Regions from separate parts of the Mus musculus genome. Here region 1 is linked to region 2. Evidence: chromatin contacts called from ENCODE Hi-C or POLR2A ChIA-PET data. All regions are on one chromosome and are shown on one strand. Each heading gives the region's core, a stretch centred on a gene start or an enhancer-like site at or near the end of the contact. The rest is flanking DNA. Distances are from core to core; before and after follow the strand shown.

Region 1 (2,700 bases), core at 102-2,601, 46 kb before region 2:
GCACTTCATAAACAGAGGCAGGTGGACCTGTGGATTTGAAGCCAGCCTGGTCTTTAAACAGTGAGTTCCAAGCTAGCCAGAGAGATAGTGAGATTCTGTTTCAATCAAAACAAAATGAAAAACAGCACTGTAGCCCCAGCACTTTCAGAATGTGGAGCCATGAAGATTCTGAGCCACTGGTTCAGGAGGCTAGGTCACGAAGTTTGCCCTAAACTCAAGGTCAGCCTGGGCTGCAGGAGACAAACTCAAACTTAAGAGTATTTTTAAAAACAAAACAAAAACCAGGGCTAATGAGATGACTTCGCGCAAACAATGCTTGCAGAAAGTAAAAGAGCCAAGTTTGATGCCCAGAACCTCCATAAAATATCAAGTGTGGTGGTGTGATTTGTAGATTCAGCCCTAGAGAGCTGGAGACAGGATCACCTCTGGGGTTCTGCTAGCCGGTTTGCCTAGCCTAGTTCACTAGAGCTCTAGGTCAGTGGGACACCCTGTCTTGAAAACCAAGGTGGGAGCCTGAAGATGTGGTTCAAATATCATGAACACTGACTGCTCTTCCAAAGGACCCAGCACCCACAAGCCTACTCACAGCCTGCTTTTATTATAGTTCAAGGGGATTGGGTTCTCTCTTCTGGTCTCTGTAGAGGCACAAGGCACATGAGTGGTGCAGAGACATATACATGCAGGCAAAACATCTGTACACATTAAATAAAATAAAATAAAAATTTAAAACCAAGGTGGATGGCAAGAAAAGACACCAGAATGTCCCCTCTGGGTTCCACACAAATGTGGCACACTTGCATGTGCACCTGTGTGACACCTGCACACGTGTGCACAAACACATGCATCCGCACGAATAGTCAATAACAAAGAACGGAAAATTTAAGACAAACAGGAATGAGAAACTTTTGTTATGTATCTTATGCTGGGCGGAAGCACATGAATTATATATACCACAGACTTTAGGGATAAGATCGAAGAGAGGCAAGAACACATAAATTCAAGGCCCAGGCTCCATGGAGGTTCACTAAGACACTGGAAGCACTATTAACCATTCGTAAGCCCATTGCTAGTGAGGGCATCAGCCGTGCTCTGTGGAATCTGTGGATCATTTAGCCGAGGGTTCGAGACCTGGCCCGGCTAGCTCGGTCTCTGCTCGCACCCCAGGCCCTAGCCCGCCGCTTACTGTGGGGCTCCATGGTCAGCTGCTCCCGGGGGCCCTCGGGCCCAGCCCTGGCGGCGCCGCCCTCCTAACGCCTGTCTTCGTCTGGCGTCGCTCGGGTTGCCCTGACAACCGGGGATGGGCAGGCGAGCGGGCGGGCGGGGCCCGGCGGACGGCGAGAGGGAGGGACCAAAAAGTGACGTGGAAACGCAGAGCAGCGCACGGGCGGGAGTGGCGCAGGGGGGTCGCGACCCGGGAGCGCGGCGGCTTCAGCAGAGCCGCGCCCCGAGCTCGGGAACGCTCTGTCAGCTCCTCTAGGGACCACGCGAACGTCGGCCGGGCTCGGGAAGCTCCCGCCCAGGCTCTGGGAGGCCTCGGCGGCCGCCGCTGCAGGTAACGGCAGGGCAGGCGGCGGGGAAGCAGGGAGGCCGCGCACCTGTTGCGGCCCCGCCCGACCAGGCACAGCTGAGGGCGAGGGCGCCCCCAGCTCCGGAAGGAGAACCGGAGCTCCGGCCTGAGATCTTCTGGACCCTGGTGGGTTAAGTCTAGGATGACCTGAGACGCCCCAGTGAGAGTCAGAACAAACCCTGCTCCAGCCGGATGACTCGGTCTTTGCACCGCCGTAACCCCAAGCTAGAGTCAGGGTTACCCCTGCATCTGGCGTCCGTCCAGGTCAGGGTCCGGATGAACCCGGAGATGCCCGGGTGAGAGTCGAGATAGACCCTGTTCCTGCTGGAGGACCCAGCTTTTGCCTGCCAGTACCCATTCTCCAGAGTGAAGGGCTATTGCTTCAGGATGTTGCCCCAAGTCATGGTCCGGACTCGGCCTTTGCGCGTGGCAGCTCTTTTCCAGGGTGGGTACCCTATACCGGGATGTTGTCCCAGGTCAAGGCTAGGATGACCCTAAGACTCCGAGTATGGGTGCTCTCAGCTCCTCCTGGAGGACTCGTTCTTTGCACCACATGTTTCAGAGAGGGGTGTTCGAATCCGTTTGCCTAGGTGAGGGTGTGAAAGCTGCTCCTGCCTCTATAGTAGGCCAAGGCTGTCTACTGAGACTACGGGCAGTTCCTCCCCTAGTCCTGCTCTGTCTATCATCCCCACTGTCACCTATCATATTTCAGGCTGTGGGCCCCTTGTGGGATCTTGGAAATTGGTTTAGTTTGGTGTGTGTGTGTGTGTGTGTGTGTGTGTGTGTTTGTGTTTGTGTTACAATACTCATTTTTCCTGTTGATTTTTTTTGGGGGGAGAGGGGGGTCACTGAGTCAGCCAAATTGTGTAGGATACTGGTTTCAAAGACCAGGATCCAGGTTTTCCTTTAAGAAAGGTGTGAAGGGGGGAAAAACCCACTAGGAATTTTTATCTGGTATGGTGTAGAATTTTCAAACCACCTCAGAGAGTGTCATGGGTTAAGGAGAGAAGAGGGGGAAGCAGAGGAAGGAAGAAAAATGGAGAAGAGATAAGAAAGGGATGAGGAAGTGCGGAGAAACAGAGGAAATTGTAGGATTGATTTACCGGTCAGCGCTGGACATTAAAGGCCTTCCA
Region 2 (2,700 bases), core at 99-2,598:
GATGCTAACGGGAACCTAGCTAGCCCCGTGGCCAGGGAGACACCAGGCAGGGTCTGTCTCCTCTCACCTGCTTTCTTCTGTGACTTGGAGCTTAACTTCTAAAAAGCAAGCAAATGTTTAGATCACTGAATGAAGGGCTCTAACTTAAAAGTATTGGCAGCTGTCTAATCAATACCTTAGTTTTTGCTTCCATTTACGTAGAAGTAACTTAAATTTCCCCACACTTTTGGCCAGTGGTTAAACTTTTCCATGATGCCTACCCTGGAAGTAAATGACAATCTGCCTGTAATGTCTCTGTCCTTTGCTGTATTTAGCAAGACAGATAAGTAGGAGGTAGGAGTGTTTGAGATGGGGGCTGTGTGACCCGGGCCTGTGTGCATGCTCCCTTCACCTCGTCCTGGCCCCGAGGATGACATCTCGGGTGGGAATCCCATCCACTTCCTCCTTGCTGCATGATGGTCCCTGAACTTCACATGGGTCGGTGTTTGCCACCGACGGATCTGCTACAGTGATCTTTCCAGAAGCCTCCTCTGCAGAAGGGTTTTCACTGTTTTTGTTGCTTTTACATTTTGTTGTTAGGGGTTGAACCCAGAGCCCGAGCAGCCTATGAGAGTGTTCCACTACTGAGACACATTCCAGGCTAGACTTTTCATGGTCAGGATGGGCCTTAGAGACTGCATGCTACAGTGTTAGCCAAGTGCGTGTCACCCGCTAACGCTGCCATCCAGCCTACTACTCTGCCTTGGTGCCCTCAGCATCTTTCTGCTCAGGACAGGGGATGTTTGATGGACTAGATGTGAAGGGGGAAGTAAGAGTAGGCCTGCAAGAGGGTTCTGAAGAAATCAAACATCAGAGATACCTGAAAGGAAGCCTTTGGCTGGCCTGTGGGCTCCCTGCTCTCTGTGTGGCTCCTGTTTGCTGCTTACCTCGTGAGGTTTCAAACTGATAACTGGGAACAAAGGGGTCAGAGTCACCATTTATTTTTGGCTCCTGATAATGCCAGCAGCTGTTTTCTGCTGTGCTTGGGGAAATATCATTGTGGATGAACTCTGACTCATCATTTTGGAAACAAAAAAACCAACCAAACCAAAAAAAAAAAACATAGAAGAAGCTTGTGGCCAACATATAATTGAAATGTCCGAGCACAGCGAGCTCTGGCTCTCAGGCTCTGTGAACCGTGTGGCAGTGGCCTTGGCTCTCAGGCTCTGTGAACTGTGTGGCAGTGACCTTGGCTCTCAGGCTCTGTGGACCGTGTGGCAGTAGCCTTGGCATGACGAGGCTCTCGGCAGCTAAGTGAGTTCCCTCAGCATGGCGCTCTGCAGAAACATGAAATCCAGGGGGGTTGTTTTATTTATTTGTTTTGTTTTTCCCTTTTCCTTGGCTGCATGAGGAATGACCTCCACATAAGTGTCACAGCCACTGTTGATCTGGGTCAGGAAGACCAGGACTAACCGAGTGCCTCAGCAGAAACAGATGGCTGAGACTGTTATTGTCCTTGGAAGGCAAAGGTACCTGGACAGGGATTTGAAGAGAAACCAGGCAAAATGCCCCTGCCTCTGCCGAATGTCATCTCTTTGCTCTGATTCAGAATTTGTTTTAACTTGTTGCAGATAAAACTGGTTTTGAGTTGAGATGACCAGGATTTCTGAGATTTGAAAAGAAAAATGAGAGTCAGGCATGGTGATACGTGTCTATAACCACAGAGCTTACAGAATGGAACTGGAGGCAGGAGAATTGGAAGTTCAAGATCAATCAGGATAGGTTATTTCTCTGCCAGTGAAATGAGCCAATTCAAGCCAGATTAGAATATATTAAAGGCAGGTTTATTGGGAAGTGGCTCTCGGGGAGTTCATGGGGTCCCAAGGACTGAGGCCGGGGAGTCACCATGGGGAGAGGGAAGGGGAAGAAAGAGAGAAAGGGGTGGGGTGGCTGCAGAGACAGAAAAGAAGTAGAGGGGTCAAAATATCTGGATTATATAGGGAAGAGCCTTTGGGGAAGGGCAGCCTAGCCCCTGGGCTGGAAAGTTCAAGGTTGGGGCAGGGTCTGAGGGATACTAGGAGAAACTGGAGGCCAGGTCTGAAACCAGAAGCAGGTGGGGAGGGAGGAAGGAAGAAAGGGAGGAGGGAGGGAGAAAGGAAGAAAAGAAAGAAGGAAGGAGAGAAGGAAGAGAAAAATGAACTGTACCCACTAGGACTTGTAGCTTGGTGTATGCAAAAAGACAGGGTACTGAAGAGAACACACTGTGCAGGCGGGGCCAGACTCCTCCTTGCAGAGGCCAATTAGAAGGGGAATCCAGCTCTGCAGTGGCCCCATCAGGGCTCAGGTGCACACTTTTCACTAGAAGGCTCCTGAGTTAGTGAACCTGGCGCTTCTGTCATCACAGCCACACTCCCAGAGGCATTTGTGAGGATGTCTGCAAGTCTGTGATGGATTGAAAACACAGATTGGTCCAAAGTGCCACAGTCTGTACTAGGGAGTGAGAGAAAGCCACCTGCTAGCTTGGCTCAGTCGTCAGAGCTGCATCAGGAGCTTTGGACAGAGACTCCTCTCTGCAGGCAGGACGCATGCTGCATGCTACCTCCGACAGCCCAAAGCTAAGCAGTTGTTCTACCACTGCACCCGCAAAGACCATAGCTAGAATCTTGTTGTTGTTTATCTATTTTTATTACATTTATCTGAGAAGTTCAGAATACAACTTGC

What was found. Hi-C counts contacts between places; a loop is a spot of excess contacts on that map. ChIA-PET counts read pairs that join two places held with the same protein, here RNA polymerase II (POLR2A).
Region 1: a loop to region 2 is called in a map of heart, with 2.7 times the contacts of the local background. The contact joins the promoter of Dhx32 here to the enhancer-like site in region 2. A Hi-C loop is called at or near these places in 8 of 37 maps with a recorded cell type or tissue (adrenal gland, gastrocnemius, heart and 2 more). POLR2A ChIA-PET finds 5 or more read pairs at or near these places in 2 of 5 experiments (both embryonic stem cell).

What each region holds. Positions count from the first base shown.
Region 1 is chr7:133,775,454-133,778,153 of GRCm38, reverse strand. It overlaps Dhx32 (DEAH (Asp-Glu-Ala-His) box polypeptide 32), which reads left to right and starts at 1,351. Exons shown (of 12, transcript NM_133941.2): 1 at 1,351-1,552. It overlaps Fank1 (fibronectin type 3 and ankyrin repeat domains 1), which reads right to left and starts at 1,263. Exons shown (of 11, transcript NM_025850.2): 1 at 1,184-1,263. The coding sequence starts at 1,196.
Region 2 is chr7:133,729,324-133,732,023 of GRCm38, reverse strand. The region is part of intron 7 of Dhx32 (DEAH (Asp-Glu-Ala-His) box polypeptide 32); the gene reads left to right. Among named protein-coding and RNA genes, the nearest start is that of Bccip, 21 kb to the right of the region's middle. Within about 2 kb of position 1,348, at least 1 of the 3 ENCODE cell types and tissues checked has a DNase peak (open chromatin) inside an H3K27ac peak, as active enhancers do; it is heart, where a contact is called at or near this core.